2 separate regions of the Homo sapiens genome follow, and region 1 is linked to region 2. A link is an interaction called in ENCODE POLR2A ChIA-PET data of the cell type or tissue named here. Cell type or tissue: Panc1. All regions are shown on one strand. Each heading gives the region's core, and the rest is flanking DNA. Links, peaks and the distances in the headings are about the cores only. Region 1 has its middle 57 kb from the start of MIR2355. Region 2 has its middle 55 kb from the start of CPO.

The links. Peaks named below come from ENCODE experiments on the same cell type or tissue, not always from the same donor. Only the 100,000 strongest peaks of a DNase experiment are listed, where the experiment ranks them.
Region 1: POLR2A ChIA-PET joins it to region 2 with 6 read pairs; 2 of 35 experiments call an interaction of 5 or more read pairs at or near these places.

Annotation. Positions count from the first base shown.
Region 1 is chr2:207,050,058-207,055,441 of GRCh38, forward strand. No RefSeq gene overlaps it. Among named protein-coding and RNA genes, the nearest start is that of MIR2355, 57 kb to the right of the region's middle. In Panc1, for the core only: no CTCF peak of the experiment used is centred there; no DNase peak of the experiment used is centred there.
Region 2 is chr2:206,991,701-206,997,084 of GRCh38, forward strand. No RefSeq gene overlaps it. Among named protein-coding and RNA genes, the nearest start is that of CPO, 55 kb to the left of the region's middle. In Panc1, for the core only: no CTCF peak of the experiment used is centred there; no DNase peak of the experiment used is centred there; H3K27ac peaks cover 1,644 bases.

The sequences.
Region 1 (5,384 bases), core at 142-5,141, 58 kb after region 2:
ATCACACGTTTTCTAAATCCACTTCCACCTGCTGGAGTACGTGATTGTCAACATTTGAATGTTCCAGAGGAAAGAAGGAGCTACTGATCGTCAGGAAGGTGCTAGCACGCTTGACTTTAGGATATCCATGGAGGCAACGTAGGGTATCATCATCTTCTTTCACTTAAAAATCTCTCCCCAGGGGTGCCAGAAATCTCACTACGATTTGTCTGTAGCATTGGGGTGAAGCAATGGGCCATATTTCTACTTTGTAACATCCTAAGAAGATATGTTCTCAGAAAGATGGGGCTAAACATTTCTCTTTTCCTAAAGAACTCTTTTTCCCTTTTTCCTCTTTTGAGATTCCTATATCATGGGGGTAGTTGTCATAATCAGTGACAAATACTCTAGCATGAATTAGTTTGTTCAAATTACATTTCTACAAGCACACTTTTATAAAATAACAAACAAAAGTTAGTTTTTGAAGACGCTAGAAATCTATTGGGGGAACGCTGGGCATAACTGCAAAGGTTACGAAAATTATAGGACAGTGCATTCATGACAAATGAATTATATAAATATAAAATTCTGCAGCAGTTTAGAGTAGGGGGAATCATGGAAAGCCTCTAGGAGGAGGCAGGACTTGAACTAGGAAAGATAAAATATAAGTGGAAAAATGTAGTAATCATCCAACGTTTTGTTACAGTCACCATTGGAACACTTTTCTTTGAGGGGATGATATCATCTGCGCTAATACTTTTGAAAAGTTGATCTGGAAGGCACCAGACCTGTTCTGGCTCATGCTACCAGGCTATCTTCCCTGCGTTCTCACAGGTTCCCCAGCCCTCAGCCCTGCCATTTATTCTACAAAGAGCACTAGAGGGGTTTAAAACTCTAATTGGATCCTAATGTGACTCCTCATTGGTTTCAGGAGAAAATTTAAACCTACACACCTAGTTTACAAGCAAGGTCTAGCTTCAACTCTCCCCCTCCCCAACACTGAATTTCAGCCATGTTCTCTCTCCTCCTGGCTTTGAATGGTGATTCCTCCCTCCTTCCCACCACCAACCTAGTTAGCTTGCGTGCATCTTTCCATCTTCATGCTACAGATCATTTCTTCCAGAAACCTAATCTGAACCCCCAGACTAGATCCCTTTCCTTTTTTTTTTTCTTTTGAGATAGAGTCTCTCTCTGTTCCCAGGCTGGAGTGCAGTAGCGCAATCTTGGCTCACTGCAACCTCCACCTCCCAGGTTCAAGTGATTTCCTCCTGTCAGCCTCCCAAGTAGCTGGGATTACAGGCGTGTGCCACCATGCCTGGCTAATTTTTCTATTTTTAGTAGATACAGGGTTTCACCATGTTGGCCAGGCTGGTCTTGAACTCCTGACCTCAGGTGATCCAACCACCTCAGCCTCCCAAGATGCTGGGATTACAGACGTGAGCCACTGTGCCTGGCCCCTAGATCCCTTTCTACTATGTGTCAGCACTGTTCAACCCAGTGAATCTACTGCTGACAAGTGAGTCACAGTCTCTGCTCTTGGTGGAGTTCCCATTCTGGTGGGACAAGACACAGAATCATTAAATAAACATAAATATATATGATAATTTCAGATGATGTTAAGGACTGTAATAAAAATAAAACAGAATGGCAGGCCAGGGAACAATGAACAGTGAAGGGGATGTGTCCTGCTTACATGAAAAAATAGGGAGTTTGGGGCCTTCCCACATGTTCCTCTTGTACCCTGCACTTCCCCATTAGCGGTAATAACAACTTAATGTGATAACAGCCTTTTTTTTTTTTTTTTGAGACAGAGTCTCTCTCTGTCACCCAGGCTGGAGGGCAGTGGCATCATCTCATAGGTTCAAGTGATTCTCCTGCCTCAGCCTCCTGAGTAGCTGGGACCATAGGTGCGTGCCTGCATGCCCAGCTAATTTTTTTGTAGCAGCCATTTTTTTAACTGATTTTCTGTGCAAGATTAAAAATGCAGGGTCAAGGTCTATCCATTTCTTTATTTGCCTCTAGTTGTTAACATGCTGCCCAGAATATAGTGCTTGATAAGTATTGGTGGAATGAATGAGAGATTAGAAGGGAGAAAGACTTGGAATTTAAAGGCCATTATAGTTGTCCAGTTAGAGCTCATGAGGGCCTGGGCTAAGATGGCGTGACATTCAGGATAGAAAACAGAGGCTGGATGTGATGAGTGGTATTGTAGAGGAAATAACAACAGGAGCTGGTGACTAACTGGAAAAGGGAAGGAGATCAGGAGGAGTAAAGGACACCACCTTTTAGTCTTTGGACACAGGTTACAGGGAGAATGAGAGACAGCTAACTACTCATTAAAACCCATCTTCTCTGGGACACACAGTCAGATATTACCCAGCCTCCTTGGCAATTACACCATGTGACCAAGTTCTAGCCAATGAAATGTGAACAAAATGATGTGCGCCACTCCCAGGCCTGGCCTGTGTAAATCTCCACACAGGATTCTCAGTGCCTTTTCTCCTCTTGCCATCTGGATGTCAATGCTTGGGACTTCCTCAGAAGCCATGCACTGAAGATGACAGAAGCTCCCCTCACCCTGATCCCTGAATGGCAGTGAGAGCAGAGCCCACCCTCCCCTCATCCCTGCCCCCTGGAATTACCTTGAGCTATTTCTAGATCAAGAGATGTCTATAGATCAAGAAATGAATGGAAATAGGAAATTTAGGAGAAAAAGATGGTTCGGGTTTGGGCAAACCCAAACCACCCTAAAACGAAATCGAGAACACTGATCAATTTAGTTTTAGGAAGTAGAATGTGAAGTTTCAAAAATATTCAGTTGAAGATGTCTCAAAGGAAGGTGGAAAAGCTAGTTCAGAGTTTAGAACCAGGCTGGGGACATGATGAATAGAGATGAGGTCATTTGTTTAAAATGGGAGGAAGTGAGGTTAACAAGAGGGAGCGGATAGAGGGAACACATGGGCATAATCTCTAAAAATCACTATATTCAAAGATCAGGAAGAGCAGATGCCACAAGGGACAGAGGAGTGGTCTGAGGAAACCAAAATGGTGGACACTGAAGAACCAGAAACTGGCGTCCCAAATCCTGGGGCAAGGCCCAGGAGGAAGGGGGCTTGGGTATGGTCAGGGAATATGACACTGCTGGGGCCGGAAGTGGCCTCAGGGCCAGCGGTGGCATCAGAGCACAGTGGAAATAGAAACCAAATTGTACACTGGTGGCTTGACCCGTATGTGGAAGCCATCATATTGCAGTAGATCATTAAAAGCTACGTCTTGATTACCTAGGGGAAGTCGCAGAGTAAAGAAAAGGCTGTTCTCACCTTGAGGCTGGAGGGTCTTGAGGGTCTTCATTCTACTGAATGAAGCTGTAAGATGGAGAAGGAATAAGGAATGTGAAAGTCTCTGGCAGAGAATTTGGGAAGTAATAGTATGAAAGGCCTGAGTTAGGGATACATCTCTGTCAACAGAGGGACCCTTTCGTAGAAGGTTCTCCTTCATTGAAGGAGAACATAACTGCTTTGACTCCAATAAGGGTAGAGAAAGTGGGAAGGGGTTAAGGTGCCTGGCCTAGGAGCAGATGGCAAAAACCTGGCCCATGAGGACCAGATTCTCCCTGCAGGCTGCATGCTTGCAAGATCTCCCCTCACCCTTTTGTTCTAAGTTTATTTTGAAGCACCTGTTCGCTTTTATCTAGAGTCTTACCTCTCCAGTTTTATGTACTTCTGGTCACCAAATCTTAAGACTATGTTCAGTGTCACTGACTTGGGGCCTGAATGGTGCTTCGGTACCCTAAAAAGAGATGATATATAATTATGGGAAAGTCAATATACTGTCTGAAAGAGTAGAAAAGAAAAACCTGTTTTACACTTGTAACATAATTACTACAGAGCCTGTTCTGGAAAACAGACTGCATCTCTTGAATTGTAAACTCTCAGGGACGTGGACCCCTGGGATAGAAAGGAAAATCTATTTTCTTCCCCTAACATAGAGCCTTAAACATAGTAAGACCTCAGCAAATGTTAGCAGCACTTATTAATATTATTATTAACAATTCTCCCCTGGGGATTATGTAGTCAGCCCAGAAACGTTATTGCAAACATTAGAGCAAAGGGTCTTTGATCATTTACACTGAAGTCCAGAACTTCCATGGCAGGGATACCTGGGAGGGGGATGTGAAGAGGAGGCAGGATGACCATGGGGCCTCGGCTTTCCATTAATAAAGAGGGTAAAATTTATACTTTAATTATTTCACCAAATGAGATGGTATCTTCAGTCTCAGAGATACCCTGACAGGACTGAAAGAAGCCATTCATCACACAACCTTAAACTTGTGTTCCATTTTTGGATCACACTGCCTATGGTTTCCTAAGCATTAATATTGTTCATAAATCTTTTAATTATCTTGTGAGATTAAACTGTATTGCAATCTTATATTCAGTGTTACTAGGTTAAATGTAAACACAGGTTATGGGATTCAAAATGTGCTTACCTATTTAAATGATTTTTTAAGCCCCATTTTGACTTTTCTTCATTTTTCAATTACGTGAAAGTCCTAATACATCAGAAATGAGGTTGCCTGCCCTCTCTTGACAGATGAGAGTTCTGGCTAGAGATTAGCTAGTTTAGTGATTCTTAACCAAAGGAACATGTCTGATTCATCGGTGGAATTTCTGGAAAAACAATGCCCTGCCCACCCCAAGATTCTGATTCAAGAGATCTGGAGTGTAGCTAGGACCTGCATCTATTCTGAAACATCCTTGGATTTTCTGGTCCACAGTTCTGATGAAGATCCACTGACACGGTCCAGTTGTCTCTCCAGCCTCCCCACCTGGGGCTCCACCCACAGGTTCACAGTCGGCATGTAATTTACAAACATATGCCCTGACTTGAAGGGCCTGGGGCAGGTGCATTTGCACTCTCTTAATATCAGCAAGTGAATCATTTATTTCTTGCCATCCTTATTAAATCAGAGCCCTGAAGCAAGACCACGATGTTGTGCCTCCTAAAAACCATGTGCATCTGGCTTCGGAAAAAATTAAAGAAAAAAAAAAGAGCCAACGTTCTCTCACCCACCCCCTTTCTCCCCATGCTCCCTCTCCCCCTCTTGAAATTTGGTGTGGGAGGCACATGTCCCAAAACTTAAATTGCTGATTAACCGGGAAGCTTGCTTTATGGATGGGACTTTAGTTCCTATGCCACTGGGCATAGAAATGTGATCGATGAATTAGCACTTTCTTAGCATAGCAGCCCCTCAGTTGTGCACTCTCTGTATCCTAGGACTGTGGGTCTTGCCCTAGGGGCACTCTTCCCAAAAAGGATCTGGAGTCAAATGGTCCTGCTCCTCCCCTCCAGGACACAGAGGACACTGGTACAGCTGTGCCTCTGGTGCTCCAGGAAAAGACTGA
Region 2 (5,384 bases), core at 218-5,217:
GCGGCATAAGGAACTCATCCTTCCCAATAAGACATTTCTAATACAGAGTGGCTGAATAATAACCTTGACCACTAAATCAACATAGACCCTGTCTCATTAAAGAGATCTTTGATACAAGTAACAGACTCCAATGCGTGAAAGTGAGAATTTGTTGGAAGGACCCATGTGTATCACACAGAACTCAACAACGCTTCATCTCTAGGAAAGAAGAAATCAGAGCCTGGAGAATCAGTAGGGACCAAGGGAGCTATTGCAAATCTTTCTGTGGCACTAGGGCTCCTTGCCTCTACTTCCCTCCATGTGCCTACTTTATTTTTCTCTCTTTTCACACCTTTTGCACATGGAGAGACAGCTCTATCACAGCCCTAGCATCACACTGCTTCCTAACATCCAGACCCCCAAGTAACTGATGACCATACTAGGTCCAAACTCCTAGCAGAGAATCTAATTGGCCCAGATTGGGGCAGGTGTCCATCTCTTCCAATCAGCTATGACCAGTAAAGTAACTGTTGGTCAGTACAGAAATAGCTACAAGAGTCCACCCATTTGGGTAGGTGAACAGTTCCCAGAAAAGGGGCTGGGAAGATATACCAAAAGGTCTTCTACTACAAATTTGGTTACAATTCATTATATTCATTCCTGGCAATGTATTAAATTCTTTCACTTATGATCATTTCTGTGGTTGCAAGCCATAAGAGATATCCTTATTCGAGGTAGAATTTATGTTTGATCTCTAAGTCCCATGTCTAAAACTTAAGATCATGGCTGACATAAAGTCTGTACCCTTAGAATAAAGTCCTATCTATAATCTTTATTCTTTTCAACTGTTCCCTTTAGAACCATACACATACTAACTTAGCATATCAAAATTAGTATAGGCAAAGTTTTACCCAAAGGATTTCTAATTCTAGATAAACAGAGAGGTTGGGAAAGATTAAAGAGCTATATTCTATCTATTGCATGCCAATTGGAATATCTGAAAAATCAAAAAAGGAAGCAAACAAATAATTATTCCAGAGAGAAGTCTGATCAGAAGGCGTATTACAGTCATGGTTAGGTATTTCTGTTGATATCTTGATTATGCTTAACCAATTATAGATCTTTTATTTTTGTTACTCTTCAATATTTTGATTATCAATGCAGAGAACAAATCGTAACATTTCTTGAACATTTGCTACATGCAAATCATTTTATTTAATGTAAGGATAACCACTTAATTCTTATATTAGTCCCATGAGGCAGATATTTATGTTATTATTTTGCAGATGAGAACATTAAAGCCCAGGAAATTTGAGTGGCTGGTCATAGTCACACAGCTAGTGAGCCTGTATTTGTCCATGGGTACAATAACCCAGTTCTGTCCACCACTCAAAATTTGCCTCCCCACACTGATGTCTCCCTTAAATGTGTATATATATAATTTATATGATGTATGATTGCATATCCACAGAAAGAATAACAAAATGCTTAGAAGTTCTAGGTCTTACCTCTGAAATCAATAATTCTACAACCTTAGGAAAATCAGTTCAACTTTGCAAACCCATTTTCTTCACTTCACTACACATAAAAGAGCTTCCAGCGGCAGGTGTCATGTCAAAGTACTGAAATGAAATGTTATACAGACCAGACAGTGGGTCCTCCTCAGTATCCCCACAATGTTAATTTCTCTGCTTCCTATCACTAATCATTGGATTAGTATGAGAGGTAACCAATAAAATAAAATAGCATCCTCTGTTTCCCTTGACTTCCAATTCCTAAAGACAGCTTGGAGATGTCTATGAAACTTTGGGTGGTAATAGAAGGGAAAAAGTTAGCTCTATTTTTAATAACTTGGTATTTTGGCTCGTGATTGAATCATCACTGTTCTCCCACTGCTGGTTCCTCCTTTCTGTATGCATTGCTCTTCCCTTCTTCTTCAGCCAGAAGGTGGAGTGGGGTCATCTTCTGAGCAGACCTGAAGTTCTTCCCAGCCAAATCACCCTAGTGCTATGCACAGAGCACTATATTGGAGAGTTGAAAGACCTGGGCTGGACTGGAAGTCTCAACTCTGCCATCACCAACTTGGTAGCTGGCGAATCAGATCCTATCTTTGGCCTTCAATCTACCTATGTAAAATGAGAGAGCTAAAGAAAAATATCTTCCTAGGCCCCTTCCAGCTTTAGTGTTTTATCACCTTGCATGAGAAGAGACAACATTCATCAAAGTTTACCTGGTCTCTGCAGCCAATCCTTTCCAGGGCTTTTTGGCCCTGAGAACACTAATGGGTTTTCTTTCAAGCCCTAGTTCTTCCTGCTTTCTGAGCCTAACAGATGTGAGGTCAATATACAGAGAAGAGCACAGCGGATGATATTCACTTCCCATGTCATTTGCACATTTCACTGTGACATTTTGTGGTTCATTCTGCATGTTTTGCTGATGTCTATCTAAAAAGGCATGTACTTTAAGAGGTTCCTTTTCATAAAGAATACTTGAGTGAGCAGGGCCTCCAGGCTTCACAACTCCCGGTATGAAAGATACCTCTAGATTGTGCAACCTGAGGGCCTATTATAGTGGTGGGGGGACTGGGGAGGAGGGAGCGGTGCAGTCTGTGGCAGACTTTGGCACAGCTGCTCAGGACTGTTATACGAGTGTCAGAGGGCACAAACTGGTTAGCACTTGGTTCAGGTATTTTTAATTCAGATATTTGAAATTCCAGCTTCACTATTTATTTGCCATTTGATCTCAGGCAAGATATTTAACCTCTCTGCACTTCCCTTTCTGATCTGTAAAAAGAGAATAACGTTCATTCCTACTTCACAGGATTGTTGTTGAAGACAAAAAAAAATCTTTCATATAAAATGCTTAGCAGAGTGCCTAGTAATAAAACATGTTAATTAATGTCATTATCCCTTCAAACACACATGCAAACATACAGAATAAATTTTTTAAAAGCAAAGTTTTGATTATAAGACACCAAGACCAATTTCCCTATTGCATAAGCAATAAGCAAAACACATACGGTTTCTCATTTCTTTGAGTTTTCAAGTAAAACTATGGGTATACAATTCAGAGCTGGGCCAAACTGAATTTCCAGGAAAGCAATACCTGAGAAAGTTTTAAAGAAGAGCAAGATTTGTTGGCTGAAAAACATAAACACATCTCAACCTCAGAATCAGAATGGGAGCAAATAGCACAGCTGGCCTCTGACCACTTACTAATGAACTGCCACCTGCATGAAGACCAGGGTACACTGGTCAAATTTAACTCCATTCCATAGCTCTACTCCATGTTCCTTTATTTCACTTCCTTACTGAGATAGTACATCCCCAAAAGGAGCTTAGGAAAACTGTGTGTTTTCATGCAATAAAGTTATCATGGAGAATGTGGCAGTGATGGAGTATATCATTTTGGACATTGTGAGCATTCTTCCAGCTATGGTTTGAATGTTTGTCTCCTCTAAGACTCATGTTGAAATTTGATCCCCAGTATTGGAAGTGGGGCCTAATGGGAGGTGTTTGAATCATGTTTGAATTTCCTCATGAATATTTGTTCCTTTGAGAGCTGGTTGTTTAAAAAGAGTCTGATACCTCTCTGTCTCTCTGTCTCTCTCTCTCTGTCTTGCTTCCTCTCCCACAACGTGATTTCTGCACACATAGGCTCCCCTCACCTTCTGCCATGAGTGGAAGTAGCCTGAAGTCCTCACCAGATACAGATGCCAGTACTATGCTTCTTCTGCAGTCTGCAGAACTGTGAGCCAAATAAACCTCTTTCTTTCTTTCTTTCTTTTTTTTTTTTTGAGATGGAGTCTTGCTCTGTCACCCAGGCTAGAGTGCAGTGGTGCGATATCGGCTCACTGCAAGCTCTGCCTCCCGGGTTCACACCATTCTCCTGCCTCAGCCTCCCAAGTAGCTGGGACTACAGGTGCACACCACCACGCCCAGCTAATTTTTTTTGCATTTTTAGTAGAGACGGGGTTTTACTGTGTTAGCCAGGATGGTCTCAATCTCCTGACCTCATGATCCACCCGCCTCAGCTTCCCAAAGTGCTGGGATTACAGGCATGAGCCGCCGCGCCTGGCCTAAACCTCTTTCTTTATAAATTACCCAGCCTCAAGTTTTCCTTTATGGCAACACAAAATGGACGAAGACACCATCTATGTGTAAAATTTTCTGCCCACATGCTGAGGTCACACATACAAATAGCTACAGGGTTCAGACAGGCAACATGATTGAGTAAAATGAACTGGCATGGGACTGTGGGCAGACCAGAAAATATACACCCTGTCTAAAGAAGGAAACTGCTATACTGCTTCAGACTACTATTTCCATGCTCATTGAGTGCCATCTTATCTTTCCATTTTACAAAAAAAGTAAAAACTCTGAATTTTTATGTGAAACTTCTCAAACTTTTAATTGATGGCAACTTGTGCAAAAAATTTAAAATACCACTGGGGTCTGTCTTATCCCCACAGTCTTAGCCACACTGGAACATCCAGCAATAATCAGAGCTCAGAATCTTCAGATGACTGGGGGGATGAGGATGGTAGTGAGACAGACTTCAGGTCCTAATGCATTGTTTTTATCAAACCCATTGTGGTTTGTCATAATATCTTAAAGGTACAAATGATTTTCATACTTCTGCTTCCAATCATTAGGGAATAACTAGTAATGAATCTTCCTTCCCACCATAAACAAGTATAAATATGGTCAAAATATATGAGGCATCTGTTTTCAAGCATTGAACAACAGGTAGTGAAAGATTATGATTCCTGAGAGAAGGGAAACAAACAAGGTTTCCTTAGCTTTCTGCTGGGGAAGCACTTTCCTTCCACAATGTAGAAAACTGGGGCCCAAGTGGAGCGGCAATCTTGCTAAGTTGAAAAGGCAGAAAATAAGATTCCAGGCTGCAGAAGTAACTGGAATTTGCAGGGCAGGGTACCAGAAAAGAGACACCTCCAAAAGCAGATATCTCAGAAGTCTGTGTGAGGATTCACTATAGGTCTATGGCTGTAGAATGCACTGAGATTTTTTTCAGGGCAAGACCTAACAAGGTCTAGTAGAGAACAGCTGCTGTGGGGCTGACAGCTGAATGGAGAAATAGGAAGTTGTGCAGTACTGAGAACACTGGAGTCCTAGCACATCCAGGATGAAGAGAAAGTAATGAAAGTTATGGCAAAAAAAAAAAAAAAGGGAATGTAATGAAAGTAATGCCATTGAAAGTAATGGCAAAAACCACAATTACTTTTGCACCAACCTAATAGAAAAAGAACCACAGCACAAGATTAAGGTCAAAATCACCATAAAATTGCCCTAAAAATAATTCAACATAAAAACTTCTATAGTTATTTAACTGCTTCCCAGAACAAAACTAAACATTCTTTAAAAGAAGATGAAACAATTCAGATT